2 separate regions of the Homo sapiens genome follow, and region 1 is linked to region 2. The links are chromatin loops, found by intact Hi-C in ENCODE. Cell type or tissue: PC-9. All regions are shown on one strand. Links, peaks and the distances in the headings refer to the core of each region. The heading gives the core; the rest is flanking DNA. Region 1 overlaps VTCN1 (V-set domain containing T cell activation inhibitor 1). Region 2 has its middle 26 kb from the start of LINC01525.

Evidence for each region. A loop is a pair of places that touch in the nucleus more often than their neighbours do. Peaks named below come from ENCODE experiments on the same cell type or tissue, not always from the same donor. Only the 100,000 strongest peaks of a DNase experiment are listed, where the experiment ranks them.
Region 1: a loop joins it to region 2, with 10 times the contacts of the local background. A loop is called at or near these places in 3 of 110 quality-filtered maps.

What each region holds. Positions count from the first base shown.
Region 1 is chr1:117,140,618-117,153,119 of GRCh38, forward strand. VTCN1 (V-set domain containing T cell activation inhibitor 1) reads right to left here. Exons shown (of 6, transcript NM_024626.4): 4 at 12,474-12,502; 5 at 6,996-7,165; 6 at 2,970-4,608. The coding sequence ends at 7,041. It overlaps LOC124904387 (a long non-coding RNA gene), which reads left to right. Exons shown (of 2, transcript XR_007066500.1): 2 at 1-2,584. Among named protein-coding and RNA genes, the nearest start is that of TRIM45, 25 kb to the left of the region's middle. RefSeq lists an enhancer at 5,826-7,025. In PC-9, for the core only: no CTCF peak of the experiment used is centred there; DNase peaks (open chromatin) are centred at 6,624 and 7,504; H3K4me3 peaks cover 1,505 bases; H3K27ac peaks cover 3,513 bases.
Region 2 is chr1:117,263,639-117,276,140 of GRCh38, forward strand. No RefSeq gene overlaps it. Among named protein-coding and RNA genes, the nearest start is that of LINC01525, 26 kb to the right of the region's middle. RefSeq lists a silencer at 5,009-5,303 and an enhancer at 5,265-5,783. In PC-9, for the core only: no CTCF peak of the experiment used is centred there; DNase peaks (open chromatin) are centred at 3,813, 5,513, 8,143 and 8,513; H3K4me3 peaks cover 1,336 bases; H3K27ac peaks cover 3,602 bases.

The sequences.
Region 1 (12,502 bases), core at 3,098-11,097, 120 kb before region 2:
TAGCTCACTGCAGCCTTGAACTCCTGGGTTTAAAATATCCTGCCGCCTTAGCCTCCTGAGTAGCTGGGACTACAGGTGCATGCCACCACACTTGGTTAATTAAAAAAAATTTTTTTTGTAAGGACAGGGTCTTGTTATGTTGCCCAGTCTGGTCTTGAACTCCTGGCCTCAAGTGATCCTCCTGGCTTGGCATCCCAAAGCACTGGGATTACAGGCATAAGCCACCACACCTGGCCTCCCAGTGATTCTTAACTCAGCAATGGGGCATGGAGGCGTTAATATCTGTATTGCTATAAAGCACCCCTGAGCCTCCAGACTGAGAATTGTCAGTCTACAGTATGATACCCCAAGTATCTCTCATGAGTTTGATATTTTTGTGATACCTTATTCTTCACTCTTAGTAGGTTTATTTCAATAAAGTAAGGCTTTGCTTATATGGGAGGGCAGTGCATTAAGCTAATGCAAATTATAGTTGATAAACTACCTTCTCATGTATCGCTGAATGCCAGGGAGCATTTTTGTTGGGGGCAGTGCTGGCGGGAGTTTTGATGGAAGTAATAGTAGAGAGATGGAGAGTACACAAGACCTAGAGGAGGGTTGATTGAACCATAAGGAAAAACAGATAAAAGGGAAGGTGAGAGGAATTGAAGACAATTATCATTTTTCTCATACAGCCTCATTTAGCAGGCTGAGACTTGGCTGTTTCGGGAGTACCTGCTGCCTCTCACTAGAAACTGCCATCTTTATGCTATCACCCTGTCTCTCATCCAGTCTTACCTACCTGAGGTATAAGACCTGGACTCACCACTTGAGTTATACATGGCTACCTGATCCATCTCTTCAAAGTCATATTAAATACTATAAGATTCTCAGATTTAATCTGTCAAAACCTAAATAGTTCTCCCTATAATGATACACGAATGGTTACAAATAAAGTTTGGAAACTGCAAATTAGAAAACTAGAGAGAAAGGAAGTGGTTCCAGTCTACCATGAGCAGCTCATAGGCTAGATGAACTGAACATAGCTTTTGGTTTGTTCTAAGGAAAGGATATAAGACCAAAGTGTCCATAAAGTTCTTATTTAAAGTAACTTTTAGAGTTTGGGGTAAGAGATCTTTCAATTGAAACTACTAAGAATACTTCTTAGGCCAGGCAATTTGAATTGATGAGATAAGATAAAGCTGAAGGTCAAAGTTATGACTTTGAGAAGAGTCAAGGCAATGCCATCATCAAGGGAGCCAATCTTCCAGTAGACAGGGGCTCCTGGAGTGAGAACTACAGACCTGCTGTTTCCAGGCTGCAAATTAATTGCATTGGCCCAGCAGACACCATCAGTAAACAAGCCTGCCAGGGAATATCTACTTGATCCTCTTTCACAGAGCAAACTTCCAAGGGCTGCCTGGGTCCCATCCTTATTTTGTTATCATCTTCAAGTGAGTCCAAGTGCACAGCAATGAAAAAAATGCATGTGTAGACTAAAGAAAAGAGTAACATAACGGTGCGTTGGACCATGAAGTGATAGATAGCTTCATGAGGAAAGAAGAATTTTGGAGGGACCTTGATTATGGGCAAAATTTAAAGAAAGATGGGAGACAGCAAATGTATCCATACTTCTGGAATGTTTTAGCTTTTGGCACTTAGGTTTGAGCATCCCCAGATGTCTGTGGTGTACCTCATAATCTGGTCCTTGCAGTTGGGCTGATGTGATAACATCTGTTATCTAAGGTATCTACTGTGTGCTCATGGACAAGGCATCTGTTTCTGTGACTCTGTTTATTTTCATTGATGACTCCCATATTGAAACTCCTGGGAATGATTCCATGAAAGATGAAATAAGCCAAGGTTCGAAGGAGCAAACAGTTCAAACACATAGTAATATAGTGGGAATTAGAGCAGCCTGATGGATGTGTGGAGACTTCACCAGCTGGAAGCAGACTGGGAATTACAAGTTTCATCAACAGAACCAAAGCACATGACATACGCCACAGGGCAGAATCCTTATTATGTAATAATAACCCCTGCACACTTCTCTCCCCCAGTTAACAATGCACAGATTGAGGTCATTGTGTATTTACAACCTGGAGATAGCTGACAGCCCATACTTCACCTTGAAGTTTGACTTGTCTGTTCCCTCAAATGTGTCGACACTTCTGAAATGTTTTCTCCTTTGGCACATCGGTTTGAACATCCCCAGATGTCTATGGTGTACCTCAAAATCTGGTCCTTGCAGTCGGGGTGATATGACACATCTGTTGTCTAATGTACCTACTGTGTGCTCACGGACAAAGCCAAATAATTAATCTGGGCCGGGATTGTTCATGCTTTCACAGTTCGGTTCGGCATTGATCTCTTCTTGCAGAAGGCCTATATTGGGACCAAACTGGGAATGCAACAGGGCAAAGTTGGTCTAAAAATCCTCTGGGAATTTTCCATTTGGCAATTAAATTTTCTGTAGATTACATCTCTCTATCAATTACCAGTGTGGCTTTTATAATGTTATAAAATCTGAGCATAGCCAGTTACATTTCTTTTACCCTGAGTCTCTGGGTCTTTATCTGAAAAATTAAAGGACTAGAAAAGATGACTTTGAGTTTTTTACAGCTCTAATGTTTGAGAATTTAATAATTTCTCAGTAGTGAAAGTCAGATTTCTTGACAATATAGCAATTAGTTTGTCCACCTGTATGTACTCTCCTACATGTATCTGCCTGAAGCCCATTGCTACTGGTATCTCCCAAGATGGAAATGTGCCAAGCTGGTATAAGCCCAGTGGAATTTCACTAAGAAACTAGACCCAGCCACTCAGCCCATACTCACAGTCTTATCTTTCCTCCCATTCATTTACCCATTCACTCAACAAACATTTATTGAAGGCCTGTTAAGTGTTAGGTACTAATCTTTAGAACCTGCTCTATGGCTTTTTAGTCCATCTTCCCTTCACTCACTTTTTTTGACAAACCAGGCAGACAATGGTGTAGGAAATGTATATTTAATCATTCTCTTGAACGATCAGAACTCTAAAATCAGTTTTCTATAACAACATGTAATACAGTCACCGTGGCTCCAAGGTCCAGGAAGGCAGTGGTTAACACATGAAGAGTGTGGGAAGGGGGCTGGAAACAAAGTATTCTTTTCCTTCAAAGCTTCATTCCTCAAGGCCTCAATTCAAGCAGTCATTGTCCTTGCTTTCAAAAGTCTGTGTGTGCTTCATGGAAGGTATATGTTTGTTGCCTTAATTTGAATTGTGGCCAGGCAGGGTCTGGAGATCTAAATTCAGAGTAAGAAAACCTGAGCTAGAACTCAGGCATTTCTCTTACAGAACTTGGCTTGCAGGGTAGAATGAAGGGAAAGAAACTTAGAAGCTCAACAAGCTGAAGATAATCCCATCAGGCATTTCCCATAGGCCTTGTCAACTCTGTTCACTGAGAGATGTTATCCTGGTGCCCGATAGAGTTCTGGCTCTCTGTGCTGAGGCAGCAGCCAAAGAGACAGAATGCTTATTTGCCAATGACTAATGTGAGGAAGCAGACAGATTTGTTGGCTCCCCTCTTTCCAGGCCCTTTTCTACTCAAAACCAGGGTTTCTTAGCCCTGACACAGTTGACACTTCGGATTGGGTAGTTGTAATGGGGAGACGTCCTGTACATGGTAGGAGGTTGAGCAGCATCCCTGGCCTCTATCCACTAGTTGGTAGTAGCACTGTATCCTCCTCCACTCCCTCATTGAGGTAACCAAAATTGTCTTCAGACATTCCCCCGGAGATGGGGGGCGAAATCACCCCAGCTGAGTCCCACTGCTCTAGATGCTATTGAAAACTGAGGTCTTAGCTGTCCACGCAGGATGGAAAGGAGAAGCCTCAGAGCTTGTGATGACATAATGCCATATAGACAAGGTGAAAGGTCCTTCCCTGGACCATTCACGGATGAACATCATCTGAGAAATAAACCCGCATTTGTTTGTTTAAAAAGAAGGTGCTCAGTTTATTTATAAAATCGGTGTCGCCGACTGCTCTGTTTATGCTAAAATTATGATCATTTTTCTCAACTTTGGCATTTGTCAGTTGGGAAGAGAAGCCAAGGCACCTTTGGAAGCATCATAAAAAGTGAATCATTTGACCCATTACTAAAATGCAGCCGCCCCTGAGTTGCGAAGTGGCAGTCAATTAGCAGCGTCTTAGGGTACATACTACAGCTTAATTTGTGGAATATAAGATGTGGATATGTTGGGATAGACTTTCCAGGGGCTTCCTCAGAGCAACATTACAGCACATATAACTAAAAATTCAGAGACAAAGAACATGCACTATCCTGTCCTCTCACTCCCCAGGTGACAGGCAGGGGGAGGTCCCTGAGATCTGGGGATGCACTTGTCTCCACGTGCATTTTACTTATCACTCTTAACACACTTGTCTAGTTCACATGAATTATTTTCCCAACTTCTAATATGTCTTTGAAGATAGATTTATCTTGTTCATATTGGAGCCTTCTGCTTTTGGCTTCTTTTTGTTTCTTGCTCTTGTTTGCTCACTCCAGACTTCTAGATATGAATTCATTTCCTCCCAGAAATATAAAACTAGGTCATATCTGGTGGTGAAATAGTTCTGTAGATCCCTGGGATTGTGGAAATAACAGCAATAAGATACCATTATAGCCATTCACAAAACAATTATTGAGAACTGAGAGCTTCCCTGCCACTGCGTGGTGTATCTCTTGTTTAGAAAGGGGCTTATTTTTCAGTATTTTGATGTTGTTCTATTGAGGCCACATGGTCCCATGGGTTGCTGGGGAAAAAGAGATGGCTTGAATCTCTCCTTAACGGGGTATCATCCCAGTGGCAGTCTCAAGGAAGAGAAGAGATGGGTCCTTATAGTAAATGAGAACTGAGAGGAGTCTGGGCAGGCTCCTGAATAGAGGTGGAAAGGTGGTTTCTGCCTCAATTCCTAACCAGGGAGTGTGTGTGGCCTAAAATGCCATTACCCATTATAATGTGTGTCTCAAATAATGTTCTATTCATTTACTTTTATCATTATTTTTTTGAGACAGGGTCTCACTCTGTTGCCCAGGCTGGAGTGCAGTGGTGCAAACATTGGCTCACTGCAGCCTAAACCTCCTGGGCTCATGCAATCCTTCCACCTCAGCCTCCTGAGTAGCTGGGACCACAGGTGGACCTCCACACCTGGCTAATTTTTAAATTTTTTTGTAGAGATGGGGGTCTCACCATATTGCCCAGGTTGGTTTTAAACTCCTGGGCTCAAGCAGTCCTCCCATCTTGGCCTCTCAAAGTGCTGGGGTTACAGGTGTGAGCCACCATGCCCAGCCTTACTCATTTACTTTAAAAAATCTACTTGATTTATGGTTATTCCTCTATGGTGCCAGGGAGAAAGAGGTGGACTGCAGCTAACTGGGTAATTGTATATAAGCCTACGTGTGCTGCATGTGAACATTATCCATTAGATGTATGTCGTGGATATTTTTTTAAAGCTGTAAATTATTACTCTAAGGGAATACAAGGTAAAGATGAGTCAGCTATGTTATATAGGACATATTATTTAGTTGCAGGTTATTAAACACTCATTTGCAGTGTTGTGGGGAATCAAGGAAAGAAAAAAGTGCTTTTCACTCTACTAGTGAGATTCCCAAGGGACAGTTTCCTTAGGGAAATCTCTGCTGACAACTGTGGAGGATTGGAAATGATGAAAACTGGCGGGTTTCCTTACAAAGAATCTCCTTTGTTCACTGCACTATAGTGAAATCTTGGAGAACAAGAGAAAGAATGAAAAGAAGCAGATCAACAGATCTTTACCTGCCTCTGAGGACTTAGCAATGTAGGCAAGGAATACATGTACCCTGGAGAGTGTAAGACATAAATCATACATGCATGCCAAGAGGATATAAAATACAAAGACTCTTGGGGAGGTGGGATATAAGCTAGGAAGCATTTTCCTAAAATGGATAAAGGAAGTAGTGGGTATAAATTGCCACAGAGTAGAGAAGATTTCCAGGAAAAGACAGTGAGGGAGGGAGCAAGACCAGAAAGTAATGGTAGTTAGCAGGTAGTGGTAGGCAGCAGTAGTGGTAGGTAGTAATGGTGGGTAGGTATGCTTCTGTGACTTTGACTTCGATATAGTTATGCCCAGAGAGTCACTTTAGGCTCTGGAGCAAAGGAAGGCTATGATGAAATCGTGTTTCAGAATACTTCGATTCTGGCACCGTGTTTCCTATCAGCTAAAACAGGGAAAGGAAGGAGCAGGTACAGTGTTTCAAAACCAGTCGGGGTGTGAGATGATGAAGGCTGGATTAGGGTCAATCTGAGAGGCAACACAGGGGAAAATGTGATAGGTAGGGGTTGATAAGAAATTGACATGCGGGACAGAGGGGAGACAAAAATAGCTCTGAGGCTGTAACCCTGGAGGCTTGGTGGGGATGCCACTGAGTAATATGGGAGTATCGACTGGAACTTCATGATCTCAGCTTTATACACATTTCATATGCAGAAGAATATTCAAAAGGAAATATCCTAACAATAATTGGAGCCAGAGGACTGAAGTGAGAAGGAAATCTCAGCAGGAGGGCTAGTTGGTGAGTCATCTGCCAACTGTCCACAGGGGCCGGCTGGAAGGGCAGGGAGGGGTTTTATGTGAATGATGATATGCTTTATAAATAACAGTGGAATCCAGGGTAATTACTCAGGGCTAAATATCTCTTTCTCTTCAATAAGTTATTTTGCCTTCATTGATGACTGAGTAACTTAAAAGGTATTTGAATTTACATAAATACTTGAATTGTATGTTATTTTTCCTATGGGTCTGTCAATGAAGTCTATGCTGTTTGCTGACCTAACAAATGATTACCTTTCCCAGTACTAGTGGAAATAATGTCACAGCCCTGGTGTCATTAAATGTTTCTTTCTGTGGCTGATGCTGAAGGCTATCCGACTCTCATTAGGAGCACAAGCACCCACAGAACCAATATCCCACACTATTTGTGATTAATCTCACCTGTTGTAACAATGACTTTGCATGCTTTTTTGTGGCCGAGGCACATTATTTTAGCATCAGGTAAGGGCTGAGAGGCAGAAGTGCCCAGCTGATGGCAAAGAAAGAAGAGACACACAGAGAAGCCTTTGAGTTTAGCAGCTGTAGGTGACTCCGCCTTTTGATCTCCGATTCTGTGAAGTGAGAGAAAAAGTTTAGGGTCATACAGGAGAAGCTGGATGTCTTCTTCACATGACTGGTTAGCAAAGAAAAGTACCTGAAAAACAGAACAAGTTGTTCCTAATTCAGGCAATTTTTTACCCCTTTGCCCACCTCTCCGTAACTGGCTTAAAAGTAGAGCTTTCTCTTTCTTCAAAGAAAATTCCATTCTGTGGTCCACTCCAGTGAACACTCAGCCGAATGAAAAACTATACCAATAAGAGATTGTTATGGGTTACCAAATAAAGAATAGGCTAAACAAACAGCCATGGCCAGTTCTTGGCTTGAGACGCATTTTCCCTCCAGGCAGTGATCTTTACAGGATCCACGTCATTACATTAGCTTTCATCATACCACTATAAAGTGTCTAGGAAGTATTATTCTCATTCTGAAGCAGAGAATGGTAGATGTAAAGAAATGAAATCATACTTCTTTTGCTCAATTTCCTCCCTAGACAATCCTATCTCTTTTATTTCATTTCAGCTCTGTCACTTACCAGCTGTGTGACTTTAGGCAAGTTACTCAATGTATGTGCTCCAGTTTCTTCATCTATAAATAGGGCTAGAATACTAATAACCTACTTCATAGGGTTCTTATGAGGATTAATGAGTTAGTGCATGCAAAGCACTTAGAACAGTGTCTGGCCTATAATAAGCACTCCATAAGTACTGGCTGTAAAAACGACAATAAAGCCAACATCACTCAAGCCTAATAAATATCACTTTCATGCTAGTCATTTCCAAGTCTACCTCCTTAGTTTGAACTCTGTCTTGAGTTCCACATCTAGATTTCCAGTTGCTGCTAGATATGTCATTTAAAAACATAATTATTCAGTAAATATTTCTGAGTACCTACTATTGGGGTTCAAAGAAGTCCAATAAATAACAGCCTCTTCCCCAGCTTAGCTCTGAACCAATTAAAGAGAAGGACAAAAAAATAAGGCAACTGGAAGATCAAAATATCACCTTTAGTGCTGAAAATATGTTAATAGAGAATGAGGCTTTGTAGTTAGGCAAGTGGGCTACAGCCGAGACTCCCCACTGTCAGACAGAACCAGACTGGTGCAAGTCTCCTGCAGGAGCAGATTCTACCCCTGAACAACTGACGGCCTGCAGGAGCACAGCAGAATGTACACGGGCTTCCTGAGAGTTAGCAAAAACAAAAAGAAAAAGGAGGAGCTGAGCTACTTATGTCCAGCTGCTCCTAATATACTCATCAATCAGATAAATTAATTCCTTGTTCTCTCAGGAAGAGTGAAAGAGGGAGGAAGAGAGAGGCTAAAAAGATGACACTGGTGGGGATCCCTTCTCATAAAAGGAAATATATGGAGTAAGGGTGTAGTGTTCTCCCCAAAACCTATCACATGCTGGCTATTGTGCTAAGCACTGGGCATCTCTACCTGGGTACACTATGGGCATTTCAAACTCGACATCTCTAAAACCCTTATCTACTCCCCACACATATTGCTCCTATGTTTTGGGGTGGGTTTTTTTTTTTTTTCTGGTAGCATCACCAACCTCCTAAGTATCCTGGGTAGAAATATCAAACCCACTTTGACTTGTGATTTCTCTTGACTTTCACATTTGCATCACCAAGGACTGTACATTATTTTGTTTATGCAACTTTTGATTCTTCCCCCTTTTCTTTCCCATTGCCCCTGCTCCAGTTAATACTCTCATAATTTCTCCCCCAGACCATTACTGTAAGCTCCTGACTTCAGGTCTTCCCATTTTATCCAAACCATTTTTTTTCTTCTTCAAAACCCAGCCGGAACTCTGCCTTATCTATGGATCCACTTCAGTCATAATTAACAACTCTTTCCCATAGGTACTAAATCTACACTGTGATTAACTTCTCTTTTGATACTTATGCTATTCATTTCAGTATCTCAGGGGGCTTAAAAAAGTACTCTGAACATACTTGGCACACAATAGATATTTGTTAAATGAATGACCTAAATTAGCAGTATAGGCAGAGAACACAATATGTAAATCCCATGGCCCTACTTGTTTAAAAACATGCATGGAGCACCTACTTTGTCTACAACAATAAGAAATTCTGCTATTTTCTTAATTTTGAGCTACCAAAAGTTGTATTTCATCCTAGCCTGACACTTCGAACACTTGTTTTGATGTATCCAACAAACATGTAAAGAAGACAGATCTGTTAATTGAATAAAAGGTGTGCTCAATGTCTATGTCTTGTTCAGTTGTGGCCCTTGCTACTAGAAGACATTATTTACACAGCTTGGAGCTTTTTACTGGGAACTGGACTGAGATACTGTTGTCAGCACCCATTGTTTTAAATGACCAATACTTCAGTCCCTCCTTCTCTTCTGGGAAGGCCTTTCATCAGATACTGCCTCATTGGCCTAGGTATGGGCAGCTGACCCAAGTGGAGTCAAAGTCCTTCTTGGGAATGTAGAATGAGACTGATGAATTGAGGTTCAGTCTCACCACTCTCTTGAGTAAGAGATTTTTAAATATAGGAATGCTTGGCAATCACGTCTTGCCATATGGACTAAAACAAGAGAGTAAAGAGAGAATTAAGTAGAAATGAGAGAAAAAGAATCTCAATGGGATTTAAGTTCCTGGTTCCAGTTGATCCTGAAGTCAACTGAACTTCCTGTCTTTGGTTCCACAACATTCTAGTACACTTCCTACACTTCCCTTTCAGACTAGATTTATTTATATTGGTTTTCTGTTACAGGCAACTAATAATCCTAACCAGGATAGTTGCCAATTTGTTCCTCAAGATGGTGCAAGAGCTCTCGCTCTCATATGTAATTTTTTAGTTAGATACTTTTTAAAAATTGCAGTAAAAACAACAAAATTTACCATCTTAAGCATTTTTAAGTGTACAGTTCAGTAGTGTTAAGTATATCCACGTTGTTATAAAACAAATCATTAGAACTTTTTCATTTTGCAAATCTGAAACTCTATACTCATTAAACAAAAACCTTTCTCCTTCAACTCTTCCACCCTGCCCTCTGCTAACCACCATTCTACTTTCTGTTTCTGTGCATTTGACTGCTTTAGATGCTTTGTTTAAATCATATAGTATTTGTCTTTTTGTGACTGGCTTATTTCACATAGATAATGTCCTGAAAGTTCATTCATGTCATAGCATATGATAGGATTTCCTTCCTTTTTGAGCCTGAATGGTATTCTATTGTATGTGTATACCATATTTTGTTTATCTACTCATCTACTAATGGACATTTTGGGTTGATTCTATCTCTTGACTTTGGTGAATAGTGCTACTGTGACCATGGGTGTTCAAATATCTCATTCAGACTCTGAATTCTTTTGAAGGCATACCCAGAAGCAGGACTGTTAGATCATATGATAGTGTAAGTGTGAGCCACCATGCCCAACCTGAGTGTTACAGTTCTTTTTTTTTTTTTTTGGAGAGTGTTACAATTCTTAAAGATGGTGTGTCCGGAGTTTGTTCCTTCAGATGTTCAGATATGGTGCATCTGGAGTTGTTTGTTCCTCCCAGTGGGTTTGTGGTCTCACTGACTTCAGGAATGAAGCTGCAGACCTTCGCAGTGAGAGTCACAGCTCTTAAAGCTAGTGTGGACCCAAAGAGTGAGCAGCAGCAAGATTTATTGTGAACAGCAAAACACCAAACCCTGCACATCACAGACAGCAGCCCTACCGGGTTGCTGCTGCTGGCTCCAGTGGCCAGCTTTTATTCCCTTATTTGGCCCCGCCCACTTCCTGCCTATTGGTCCATTTTACAGAGCGCTGATTGGTCCATTTTACAGAGTGCTGATTGGTTCATTTTTACAGAGTGCTGATTGGTGCATTTACAATCCTTTAGCTAGACAGAGTGCTGATTGGTGCATTTGCAATCCTCTAGCTAGACAGAAAAGTTCTCCAAGTCCCCACTCGACCCACGAAGTCCGGCTGGCTCCATATCTCAGTAGTTCTTTTTTTTAATTGTTTTGATGACACTTTATACTATTTTCTATAGAAGTTGCACCATTTTACAGTCCCACCAACAGTGCATGAGGGTTCCAATTTTTCCGCATCCTCACCAACATGTTATTTTCTGTTTTTGCCTTATTTTGTTTTTAGAGTAGCCACCCTAATGGGCATTAGGTGATATCTCATTGTGGTTTTGACTTGCATTTCTCCAATGATTAGTGATGTTGAGCATCTTTTCATTTGCTTTTTAGCTATTTTTATATCATCTTGGGTTGAATGTCTCTTCAAGTACTTTGCCCATTTTAAAATGAGGTTATTTGATTTTTGTTGTTGTTGAGTTGTAGGAGTTCTTAATATATTCTGGATTGAAACCCCTTAAAATGATTTACAAATATTTTCTCCCATTCCATAGGTTACTTTTGTGTGTGTGAGTGTAATTTATTTTTTAAATTGATATATCTGAGTTGTAGATAATTTTGGGTTCATATGTATAATTTCAAATTAAAAAATCATAAGAATATGATTTATTCAGTTAGATTCGGCAAACATTTATAGGGTACTTATAATGTGTAAGGTATTTTGTGCCCAGTGCTAGGCTTGATTTAAATGGCAGCCTCCTGACGTACTCCTTTCACTACAGTTTGAATCCAATTTCGCCCCAGGAAGGATGGTCTTAAAAGTCAGAATTCAGTCTATGCATTTTCTTGATACTAGCTCAACCTAAGGTTTTGTATGCACTAAAGCACTGCAGGGAGACTAGGGTGCTGGGTCTTCTCAGCCAGCTCTCAGCTAGGGTGCTGGGAGACCAGTTCCATCTAGGGGTTTCAGATTAATCTTGAGCCAATATTAGTGGGATCATGAGTCAGTCTCATGAGGGATGAATAAAACTAAGTCAGACTCCAGACTTTTAGTCTTCAGATTCACAGCCTTCTCAAAGGCAGGGTGGAAGCAAACCTTGGTTTCTAGCCTAAGTTTTGGAGGGCTTGAAGTCCAGCTGAACATATCAAAGATGTCAAGTAATTATCACTTCCTCACTGCTGTAGCAAGGTAGTCCTACTGAGTTACACAGAGCCTCAGAATCCTAAACACTGTTCTCCAGACAACCAGTCAATGAGAAAGCATACAAGATGAAACCTAATTGCCATCTTTGACCTATATGCCATACATATTGTTTTGTGTTGGGCTTTCTCTTATGTAATACAATCTCAACTGGAATTGAGTGATCAAATTCTTAGTGAAGAGGACTCTAGAGATTTTTGTGCCTTGGTATATATCTATTAATGAAGTTAAATTTTAATTTAGATTTTACTCTTTCCCCAGTAAATCCATACAAAAGCATGCAGGAACCCACCTGTCACTTTGATATCCCCTGTTGCTTTG
Region 2 (12,502 bases), core at 1,956-9,955:
CCTGTGCTCATGGCTGCCTCAGCTGAGCTGTGGCTGCCTTCTCCAAGCCATGGCCAACTCCCCCAGGCCTCCACCTGCCCCTCAGCTTGGACTTCCCAGTCAGAAATTCACACTCAACACCAAAGGGAAGACTGATTTTTCTAGTTCCAAGAATAAAACTTGAGCAGGTTCCTTCTCTCTACATGAGTGGACTTTACACAGCCTTGGATTTTTGAGAAGGTACAGTACGTTAAAAACATAAGCCAGCTGGCCAGGCGCCATAGCTCACGCTTGTAATCCCAGCACTTTGGGAGGCCAAGGCAGGCGGATCGCGAGGTCAGGAGTTCGAGACCAGCCTGGCCAATATGGTGAAACCCCATCTCTACTAAAAATACAAAAATTAGCCGGGCATGGTGGCACACGCCTGTAGTCCCAGCTACTCGGGAGGCTGAGGCAGAAGAATTGCTTGAATCCGGGAGGCGGAGGTTGCAGTGAGCTGAGATCACGCCACTGCACTCCAGCCTGGGCAACAGAGCGAGACTCTGTCTCAAAAAAAACAAAAAAACAAACAAAAAAAACAAGCCAGCTTTAATATGGTCTCCCCACAACTGACCCTCATTGGGAAGGAAAAGAGGAAGACTCCTGGCTAAAATAGAAAGTTAAAAGTTACAGTTACTTAGCCAATTAGACATACACATTTTAAACATAGCATTGACATCTCATGTCTTCTACTCATATTATATTCTGTTCCATTAGACACCTAAATTATTCTATTATAAGAAATTTGCATCAGGCAGTTTAACAACTAAGATCTGCAGGCTTTAATTACTTCGGAGATATTTGAGCAACCAAAGAAAGTCTTACTACAAAATGGAGCTTATTTAAGGGGCTCTAGGCCCTGAAAAGAATCTGACTAGCAAATCAGGTAGTTAGCTTTTTGCCTACAGAGCCCTTGATGGAGTACACACCTCACAGATGCTCCCATTGTCTCTCAGTCTGGTATGTGCAGTTTTGTTTTTCTAAACACTTTCCTTTTCAATTACCCAAAGCCCCCTCAGCTTCCCTTACCTGATTAACTTCTACTTACCCTTCAGGTCTCAGTTTAGATACTATTTCCCTTGGGAAACTTTTCTTGACCTTCAAGAATAAATTGAATGGACCCTAGAGGACTGCCTTGAAAATTTAATAAATTAATAAAAAGACGGCCGGGTGCAGTGGCTCACGCCTGTATTCCCAGCACTTTGGGAGGCCAAGGTGGGCGGATCATAAGGTGAAGAGATCAAGACCATCCTGGCCAACATGGTGAAACCCCATCTCTACTAAAAATACAAAAATTAGCTGGGTGTGGTGGCGGGTGCCTGTAATCCCAGCTACTTGGGAGGCTAAGGCAGGAGAATCACTTGAAACCTGGAGGTGGAGGTTGCAGTGAGCTGAGATTGCACCACTGCACTCCAGCCTGGGCGACAGAGTGAAACTCCATCTCAAAAATAAATAAATAAATAAATAAAATAAAAATCAAAAGAACTGAATTTAATGTTCCTCTTGAATCTTCCTAACGGAGCTGTCATGCTCAGTAGAGCATTTGTGCACCACACAACCCTAGGGGAGACCATTTACATCTAAGACTATGTGTGGTGCAATGCGCAACCAATACAACTCTGTGTGGCTTCCCTGCTCCCATAGCCTGTGTACTCTGAGTGCCATCTGCCCTTGCATAGTGAGGGCGTGTTTACTCAACTCTTTCCTGTACTGACTGCAAGTTTCTTGAGGAAAAGAAACTGGACTTGATCATTGTTATATCCCCAGAATCTAAAACGGATCTTGGCATGTAGTAAGCATTCAATAAATGTTTGATAATTAACTTACAAATAATGTTTTAAAAATTATTAAGCCCACAAATACCTCAGAACAAAAATCATCACTGCTTCTTGCTTTCTATTTTGCCTTCTTCCATTTCTTTCCCTATCTTCTGCTACCCATCAGTCAATAGCCGCACCTGAGCCCTATAAGTACCTGCTGTTCTATCACTGAGCAGGGAAAGCCTTTCACGATTGTATTAGTTTCCTAAGGCTGCTGTAACGAAGTACCACAAATGATGTTGTTTAAAATGACAGCGACTTATTGTCTCACACTTCTGGAGGCTAAACTTTCAAAATTAAGATGTTGGCAGGGCCATGTTGCCTCGGAAACACGGAGAAAAAAACATTCTTTTTTTTGCCTCTTCTAGCTTCTTTTTTTTTTTTTCTGGTCATCTTTGGCATTCCTTAGCTTGTAGATGCATCACTTCAAACCTCTGCCTCTGTTGTCATCAGATCATCTTTGCCCTCTGTGTCTCTGTGATGTCACATGATCATCTTAAAGGACGCTGATCATATTAGGCTAGGTACATCCTAATGATTTCATCTTAATTTGATTAAATCTGCAAAGACCCTATATCCAAATAAAGTTACATTCATAAGTACTAGAGGTTAGGATTTCATATATTGAGTTCTCTATATATCCTTTAGAGGAGGGACACAATTCAACCCATAACAATGACACAGACAGTGGTTCTCAAACTCTCACATGTATCAGGCTCACCTGGAAGGTTTGTTAAAACACGGATTACAGCCAGGCACAGTGGCTCACGCCTGTAATCCCAGCACTTTGGGAGGCCAAGGCGGGCAGATCACTTGAGGTCAGGAGTTCAAGACCAGCCTGGCCAACATGGTGAAACCCCATCTCTACCAAAACTACAAAAATTAGCCAGGCATTGTGGCAGGTGCCTGTAAGCCCAGCTACTCAGGAGGCTGAGGCAGGAGAATTGCTTGAACCCGGGAGACAGAGGTTGCAGTGAGCCCAGATCACACTACTGCACTCCAGCCTGGGGGACAAGAGTGAGGGTCTGTCTCAAAAAAAAAAAAAAAAAATAGAGATTACTGGATCACATCCAGGGGTTCTGATTCAGGAGATCTGGGGTGGAGCCTAAGAATTTCCATTTCTAACAAGTTACCAGTTGATGCTGTTGCTGTTGGTCCTGGTAGCAGACACTTGAGAATTACTAGTGTAGGACCTTGCAACTCAAAATGCAGTCCTTGGACTAGGAGCATCAGCATCACCAGGGGCCCTGGGAGAAATGCAGACCCTCTCCTGGACCATGCCCCAGGCTTTCTGAATGAGAATCTACATTCTAACATTAAAGTTGGAGAAGCCTTGATCTAGGAGGCACTGCCCCAGAACAAGCTGGAAAGTCAGCTAGCCTCCGCTATAGAAGGAAGTTTCTACAAAGTCAAGCCAGTAGGCTCAGTTCAGTCAAGTTGGCCTTCTCATAGAGGTCTCTAAGAACCTCAATTGGTATCTGGCTCTCAGAAGAGTTTCTATTGGGTCCACATCCTAAAACCTGCTCATTCCTGGGAGATACCAGGAAGTCATGCCTGAGGTCTCATTTTCAGACAAGCAACAGAACATAAGGTTGCACACACCACCTTTGCTAAAGAGACAATAAGGCTTATTCAAAGAAGCCAATGAAACATACACTCAGAGATGGTGACAGGCCAGAGGGAATTAAGAGACCTGCAGAGGCACAAAAGAGGAGATAAGTAAAATGTATTACGAAGGAGTTTTCTTGGCACTTTGCCTGATCTACTGACTTATTTTTATTTCTTACAGTGCAGTTTTGTGGATAACTATTTATTTTCATGACTGCTTTAATTGGAGAAACAGGTTCACTTTGTTGTGATAAGGTTTGTGTTTCAAAAGCAAGGAAGAAAGTAGAAAACAATACAGTTCCTGTGAGTTCCTCTGAATGCACTGAAAGATTGTGCAATTCTCTCTAATATAGTTCCCAGTGATATTTTTTGGGGTGAGGCATTTGCTCTGGAAAAGAATGGTTTAAGTAGTTCCTATTATGGTTTCTAAATAAAGAGCCAAGCCCTGAACTGACCCCTGAACTAATGTGACAGAAAGCTCTGGCATTCAAAATGGCTGCAGTGCTTTGGGCCACACCTCTCTTCACTGGGCCGGGTCCATAACCTTCCAGCTGCTCTGAACCTGAGCCGGAGTTGTTTGCTAATTACCTATTCGTTTGCACCCATTGTCCACTGCCAGAAGATACACCTCCAAAGTCAGTTTCTCTTGTGAAAATTTGACTAACAAGCAGTGGCATATTAGAATTTCAGAGCTGACACCCACCTGACAACATCAACTCCAATCTCTCCTTCTTATAGGTACAGGGAAAGAAAGTGACTCAATGTGGCTCATGTAACCAGCCTGTGGCAGAACCTGGAGTCAATCCCAGGTCTATGGTCACTTCCAGCACTTCCCATGCCACCTCTTTATCCTGCCCTCTCCCTTGGAGATGAACTGACTTTGGAATTAACCATAAATTACCTGCCACAAACCCTCAGCAGCTTACACTTGAGTTCTCTGTTCCTAACCAACCCAAGCTATGGTATTGGCACAGAATTCTGTTTCTAGGGCTATGCCAGGTCAGGGGTACACACAGCACCCAAAAATCATGCTATAGAAGGCTATAATGCAAGTCTGGCTCTTCTGGAGCAGGTACATGAATGGAGCCAGCCTGCCATACTAGGTTCTATGGGAAACTGGGAGCACATGCCCCATGTAGCAGGGAAGCCAATACTTACCTCCAATAGCCAGGAGCCTTTGGGATTGAGGACCCAGTGTTGCCAGTCATAGCTATTTTTAAGAGATGTTAGAATTTTGTTTGTTTATATGTGAAATCACTTGCATTTTAAATATTGGCTCAGATTTTTAAATGTCTTTTAAAACACTGGCAGGCTAAACAAAATCCAGCCCATGGGCTGCCAATTCATCCTCTGCAGCATAGTAACAGTGAGGGATGAATGCTAAAGCCAGGCAGACCAGTGTGAATCCTGGCTCAGACCCTTGGTATGGCCATGGGTAAGGGAACCTCCCAGCCCTTCTACCTCCTAGCACTAATGGTCCAATCTCATAGCATTCTTGGGAAGACTGCAGTAATATAGGTGAAGCACTTAATGTGCTGCCAGTTACATCAGTACGCAAGAAAAGTTAGCACCGCCATTATAATAACCCTGAATCATAAAGACCTGAATGCCCTTAGTCAGAGCACCACCCAGAAAGCTCTCTAAGGCAAAGCCAGCACTCGTCTGCTAAAAGCCCTCTGTCCCTCTCAGCTAATTTCTGAACCAGTATCTTCCATGGCTTTGTGATCCCTGCTGGGAATTCAATGTTAAGGTAACATAGCAGCTTGTCATGTACTTCCCTGTGGCGTTTCTCTCTGGGGAGACAGAGACAAATGGAAAGAATGGACAAGGCGGGCTGCTCAAAGCACTCTGGATAGCCTTGGAGGATGCATGGACAGAGGAAAGCCCAGCTTCAGCCAGGAGGCCCCAGGGTGTTTGTTCCAGCAGATAAACATCCTTCCAGGAACAGTTTAGATCATCTGATATAAAAAAGTGGCCTCTGACCCAAGGCAGTTTTGTTCTGTTCTTTCTCAGCCAGTCAAGTGTAAGTGAAGAATGTGGCTGAGATTGGGATCTGGCCTGGAGTGCCTCACAGGGGGACACGACGGTTTAAATGCGGCTGAACCTTCTTTGGAATGCTGCCTGACTGGTGCTTCAGGTGTTACTTAAATTCTTAGCAAAGACAAAAGGAATCGAAAACAAGGTATACTAAACTGACCATTGTGCTATAGGGGCCTAAGGAAAGCTTCCCCTCCCCACTCTAAAATTTCACTGAGGGCCGGGGGCGGTGGCTCACCCCTGTAATCCCAGCACTGTAGGAGGCTGAGGAGGGCAGATCACCATGAATATTCAGTGTGAATATTCATGTGAGGAGTTTGAGACCAGCCTGGCCAACATAGTGAAACCCTATCTCTTCTAAAAATACAAAAATTAGCCGGGCATGGTGGCAGGCACCTGTAGTCCAGCTACTCTTGAGGCTGAGGCAGGAGAATCTCTTGAACCCGGGAGGCAGAAGTTGCAGTGAGCCGAGATTATGCCACTACACTCCAGCCTGGGTGACAGAGACTCTGCCTCAAAAAAAAAAAAAAAAAAAAATTTCATTGAAAAATCAACTCACAAAAGGCAGATTGATTGAAGAAAAGGCATACAAATTTATTAACATGCACACAGAATGAATTGCAGAGTGATTACCCCACCCCAACGGGATTCAGAAACTTATGTACCATCCTGGCAAAATAGGTTATGGGGTGATGGAGAAGAGAAATTCTGTTATGGGAATTGCTGGAGAGAATGAACGGTTCAAGGAACAGAGATGAACTTGTATGTTATCTTGTGAAAGGATCTGTTCAGGATCTCAGACAGATGAAGAAACTTCTTTTTTTTTCTTTTTAGTAGAGATGGGGTTTCACCATGTTGGCCAGGCTGGTCCTGAGCTCCTGGCCTCAAGTGATCCGCCCACCTCGACCTCCCAAACTGCTGGAATTACAGGCGTGAGAGACCATGTCTGGCCAGATAAATGAACTTCAACATCATCCTGTCTTTGGGACAGACTGGGGGGGCCAGATGGGGAAGATCAGAGAGACCTTGAGGCTTCTTCAGTTAAGTATGTCAATGAGCATATTTTGAGGTATCAGTTTGTGAGCCCCAACAATGTTTTGGTATAGGGGGTCTTACGGAAATGCAGGGAAATTTGATTTCACTTACCACAGGATCAGAGATGTATTTCTTTCATGGGTACCACAGCTGCTAAACCAAGCAGGTCTTCTCAGGACATAACCCACAGTGAGCATGTTAGGATGCAGGAACATGTGCAGGGCTCTGGCAAGAGGTACTGAAACATTGAAAACGGCCTTGATAGAGTATCTCTCTTTGAAAGAGGTTTAAAAAAGATACACTAAAAGTTATTTTGCTTAACACTGTCCATATAAACCAAAGAGGGCATTGAAATTACCAATGGCCCTGTATCTCTTGGGCAACAGATAAGGCCTATTTTCAAGATATATCTTTCCGTAGATCCTACTGTCCTGAATAATTTGTAGATTCCTGATGTATTGAATATTGAGAAATGCTTTTTAGTCTATGTCCAGTTATTTTCATGGATGTTGAAGAAAATAGACTAAGAGGAAGGGTTTAATATTTATGCAGCTACAAGTGTCCATTTTTCCCCCAGAAAATATACTACATAACACACACACTCTTTTCTTTTTTTTGGCATTATACAATTCTCTTCTCAGTGCTACAAAAGAACTAATTATTCACAGCAAGGAAAGCATGCTGTAATATAGTTGCAAGGGGCATTTTGTCTAGTTGTTAATTAGCCAAGTTTTTGGTGTCAGACAGAATTGAGTTTCAAATCTCACTCCACCACTTCCTAGATTTGAACTTGGGCAAATTATTTAGCCTTTCTAATCTTAGTTTCTCATAGCTATAAAATGAAGCTAATAACAGGATCTCTGCAAAGATTGTTATGAAAATTAAATGAGCTAATAGTTATATAGCATTTAGCAGGATTTGGCACATAATAGTGCTAAATCAATGGTAACTATTGTGAAACCAGAAAATCTGAGACAGATCTCGGTTAATTTAGAAAGTTTATTTTGCCAAGGTTGAGGATGCACTGGGACACAGCCTCAGGAAGTCCTGATGATATGTGCCCAAGGTGACCGGGGCACAGCTTGGTTTTATACATTTTAGGGAGACATGAGGTATCAGTCAATATATGTAAGAAGTACGTTCGTTCCATCCAGAAAGGTAGGGACAACTCAAAGCAAGGCCCCCCCACTGGGGGCTTCCAGATCACAGGTAGGTGAGAGACAGATGGTTGCATTCTTTTGAGTTTCTGGTAAGTCTTTCCGAAAGAGGCAATCAGAATATACACCTATCTCTGTGAGCAGAGGGATGACTTTGAATAGACTGGGAGGCAGATTTGCCCTGAGCAGTTCCCAGCTTGAAGGGGCCCAAGATATTTTCCTTTCACACTATTATTAAAATTTCCCTCCAATTTAACTCTTTCAATAAAACTCACATAACCAGTGTTTTCTTAAGGTGAGGTATACCTGTACTCAAGATGTGCTTAAATTCTGGTGAAGGAATGTTGAAAGAAATAAACAATTTCCTATGCCACTCAAAAGACCACAAGGATGGCTAAATAGTAGAAAGGCAAGTTTACTGGCAACATCAGTTTGCAAAACGGGAAGAGTCAGTCTTCAGTGTGTACCAACGGTATCCTCTCTTTGAAAAGGGAAAGGGCAGGTTGGGTTTTATGCCTCACAGGATCTGTATTACATAATAGTCATACATATTTAGCAGGTCTGGGGGGAAAGCCATACTTCTTTATGAGAGGAGTTGAGTGCATGCACAATGGGCAAACATATATATATAACACGCATCTCATGTTCATGTAGGGGCAGGGTTTTAGTATTAAAATGCGGTAGAGTTTGGCCCTTTACGACAAAAGGTAAACTATAGGACACAAAGACATAGAGATTGTGTGTAGTCTCTGTAAGCCAGCTGAAACTGGCTTGAGGTCTGCAGTTGCTAATCAGAAAAGAATGCTTTTCCTCTGTCCAATCAGAGTTGTAGTGATCTGCGTTGTAAATCAGAGTTAGGAATTTGCCTGATAGCACCTATTGTTAGGGAGTTTAACATGCTCAAGGTTTTTCTTGTAGTCAGAATTTAGGAAGTTGCTGTGCCAGCCAAGCTCTGGACCCTTGACTCACAGGTAACTTTTGTTTTCTTAACCTTGGGATCCATCTTAGTTGATAAAAGGGCATCTATTTTGGTCCCGCAGATCACATCTACTAGTCTGCATTGCTCATATTGCAGTTAGGATCCAGTCTCAATGAAGTCTGGCTACATAGTCTCAATGACAGCCTTGGAAACTCCTCCAGGGGTCATGAACATAGAATGGCCTTTCATAGTTTCCTGAGTTGGAGCAAGACAGCACAAGGGCAAATACAAATCAGAAATAAGAGTCTTAATTCTTATTTCAATTCCTGTAATTGAAAATAAGGGAAGAGTTCTCCCCATTTCCCTTTAATTTTCAGAATTTATCTATCCTTTGCAACTGTATATAAATCTTTATAGTAGCTAAGTAAGATTCTTGCCAGTCTCATAACTCAGAAATATTTCCTCAAGAACCTCAAAGCCATCTTTTTAAATGCAAACATCAGGAAAAAATTGCTTTTCTATCTTCCACTTCTATGGAAGAGTTAGAATCTGATGGGGCTCAGGACACAACACTCAAAAAAAGACTGTAGGAAACTAGAATATGTCACCCGAAAATATGCCTCTTTGGCATATTGATTATTTTGAGCTGGTTATTTTGAGAAACTGAAGACACAGGAGTAGCTCTGAAAAGATGGATGTTCATAAGAGAAACATATATCTGCAAAGGAAATCACCATTTGCAAGGGTCTCTTCATCTTTGCACCAGGAAAAGAAGACTAAATCACTAGAGACTCTTAAACAATGGAGAAGGTATCTACTTAAATCTGCAAAACAAACCTTACCTTTGTTTAAGATGCTTTCCCAGGTCATTTCATCTAAACCAGGCCCTCCTCCACATCTTTCCTTCCAGAGAAAGATGGCATCTAAGCCTGAAATTTAAATGCTTTCTTTGAGATATACTCCAGAGATTTACTGATTTCTCTGGGTTTTCTCCCATGTGTATGTGAGGTATACATTTTAATAAGCTTCTGTCTGTATTTCTCTTGTTAATCTATCTTTTGTTATAGGAAGTCCCAGTTTAGAGAACATTATTTTTTTTCCTCCCCTACTAGCCTAACTTTAGTGAGTACTTAGTGCCTTGCAAAACTATGTCCTGTTGGAAAGAGATAAGAAACTTGTTTCTCCTCTGGATAAAACCAACATAGGTGGTCCCTCAATTACCATGATAAAGTTAGGATAAATGATGTGTGACAAGTCGTCTTACTTGAGAACTAGTTATTATTTATCTCAAAAACAGGTTCATAATTGTCGTATCTGCTTGGCTATTACTACGGTTTGAAAGTCCACTCCAAAACTCATGTTAAAATTTGATTGCCATTGTGATAGTGTTAAGAGGTGGGACCTTTAAGAGGTAATTAGGTCATGAGGGTTGTACCCTCAGGCATGGATTAATGCCATTATCTCAGGAGTGGGTTAGTTTTCTTGGGATTGAGCTCCTGATAAAATAATACACATCACCCCATTTTCTCTCTGCCTCATTGCTTGCTTACCGTATAATGCCTTCAGCCATGGGATAACCCTTGCCAGATGCCAGTCATGCTCTTGGACTTTCCAGCCTCCAGAACCATGAGCCAAATAACCATCTATTATTTTTTTTTTTTTTATGAATTACCCAGTCTGTGTTATTCTCTTTTGTTTTTTTTATTTTTTTTTTTGAGACGGAGTCTCGCTCTGTCACCCAGGCTGGAGTGCAGTGGCACGAACTCAGCTCACTGCAACCACCACCTTCCAGATTCAAGTGATTCTCCCACCTCAGCCTCCCAAGTAGCTGGGATTATAGGTGCTTGCCACCATGCCCAGCTAATTTTTGTATTTTTTAGCAGAGACAGGGTTTCGCCATGTTGGCCAGGCTGGTCTCAAACTCCTGACCTCAGGTGATCCGCCCGCCTCGGCCTCCCAAAGTGCTGGGATTAAAGGCGTGAGCCACTGCACCCAGACTGTGTTATTCTCTTATAGCAGCAGGAAGCAGACTGAGATTCCTATGTAAAGGGGTATAATACCTTTTTGTCTCTGCAGTCTCTTAGTGGATTGCCTGTGATGTGTATCACATTCTGGTTTAATGCTTATTTAATAACACAACTGTTTTTTTCCTCCACTATCTTCATGCAGAGGTTTTCTGGGCAGAAAGAAGATGTTTTCAAAAAATTATATTTCCCAGCCAGGTACAGTGGCTTACACCTGTAATCCCAACATTTTTGGAGGTTGAGGCAGAAGGGTCGCTTGAGCTCAGGAGTTTGAGACCAGCCTAGGCAGATTAGGGAGATCCATCTCTACAAAAACAAAAACAAAAAAGAAATTAGCTGGGCATGGTGGTACATACCTGTGGTCCCAGCTACTCAGAAGACTAAGGTGGGAGGATTGCTTGAGCCTGGGAGGTTGAGGCTGCAGTGAGCCATGATTGTTCCACTGCACTCCAGCCTGGGCGATGTGTGTGTATATATATATATATATATATTTCCCCAAAGTTGGCAAGGCCTTTAATCCCCCCATCAGTCACTAGATGTGGGTCACCTGAAGAAAGGGGGTACCCTAGATGTGCAAGCATCCTGCAGTGAAAGCAGCTGAAGGTCATCTGCCAACAGCACTCCCAGCAGCTGGGACAAGAAGCCCTTCTTTGAAGGGGCAGCAGAGTGGTAATCACAGTTTTCATTATAGCTTGGTTATACTGTTTTGTTTTGTTTAACTGCATTTTTCTTTCAAACTGCTCTCAACACTTCACAAACTAGCACATTTTTCTCACCCACTTGCTGAAGTCTCTTAAGAAGTGAAGTTCTCCTTGCCCTTCTCATGCCTATTTTTCATAATGAAAAGTGACATATGACAAGCCAGTGACAGTCACAGATAATCATACAGGTCTTCTGCTACTATAATATTGCTTACTCTTTATTTTGCTACCATAAACAGACGCTGTGAAGCCAAACCTGAAAACTGTTTTGGTTTTGTTTTCTGGAGAATGACTTCTCAGAGCTCTGCCCCATGACAAGAGCTTCATGAACTTTCTCAGGCATATTCTACTCCCACGCTCCAGTACCAAAACTAAGATTTTGTAAGAGTACATGAGCATGTTGTATTAGTCAGCTTTTCAGAGAAATAGAATAATAGGATATATACAGGCAAATATAGAAAGAGATTTATTATGTGGGTTTAACTCACATAATTATAAAACTAAGCCCCACAATCTGCTGCCTGCAAATTGGAGCTGCACAATGACAGTGACATAGTTCCAGTCCAAGCCTGAAAGCCTGACAACCAGGGCAGCAAGTTGTGTAAGTTCTAGTCCAATTTCAAAGGCACAAGAACCAGGGCTACTGATGTCTGAGGGCGGGAGAAGATGGATGTCCTAGCTAAACAAAAGAGAGAAAATGCACCCTCCCTCTGCCTTTTTGTTCTATTTTGGCCATCTTCAGATTGGATGACACTGACCCTCATTGGTGAGGGCTGATCTTCTTAATTTTGCATACGTATATTCTGATGCTAACGTCTTCCAGGAACACCTTCACAGACAGACCCAGAAATAATGTTTTCACCAGACACCTGGGCATGCCTAGCCCAGTCAAGTTGACACATAAAATTAACTATCACGAATGTCTCAAACCACTGTTAACCAACTAAAGCCAGAGAGAATCTGGGAAATAGACCTTCCTGCCAGTGCACGGGCCTTCCTGCACCTGCCCCTTAGCCTTCTCCCTTAGCTATGTTTAGGAACCTCTCTGGCTATCTCAAATCATAGTCAGCATCAGGGACATCATCACAAAAGAGTCAATTACATAGTCAAGGGTGAATCTCAACTGTAGCTACTATGGAGGCAGTTTTGATGTCTGGATATTGTAGGACATTTCTAAGCTGGG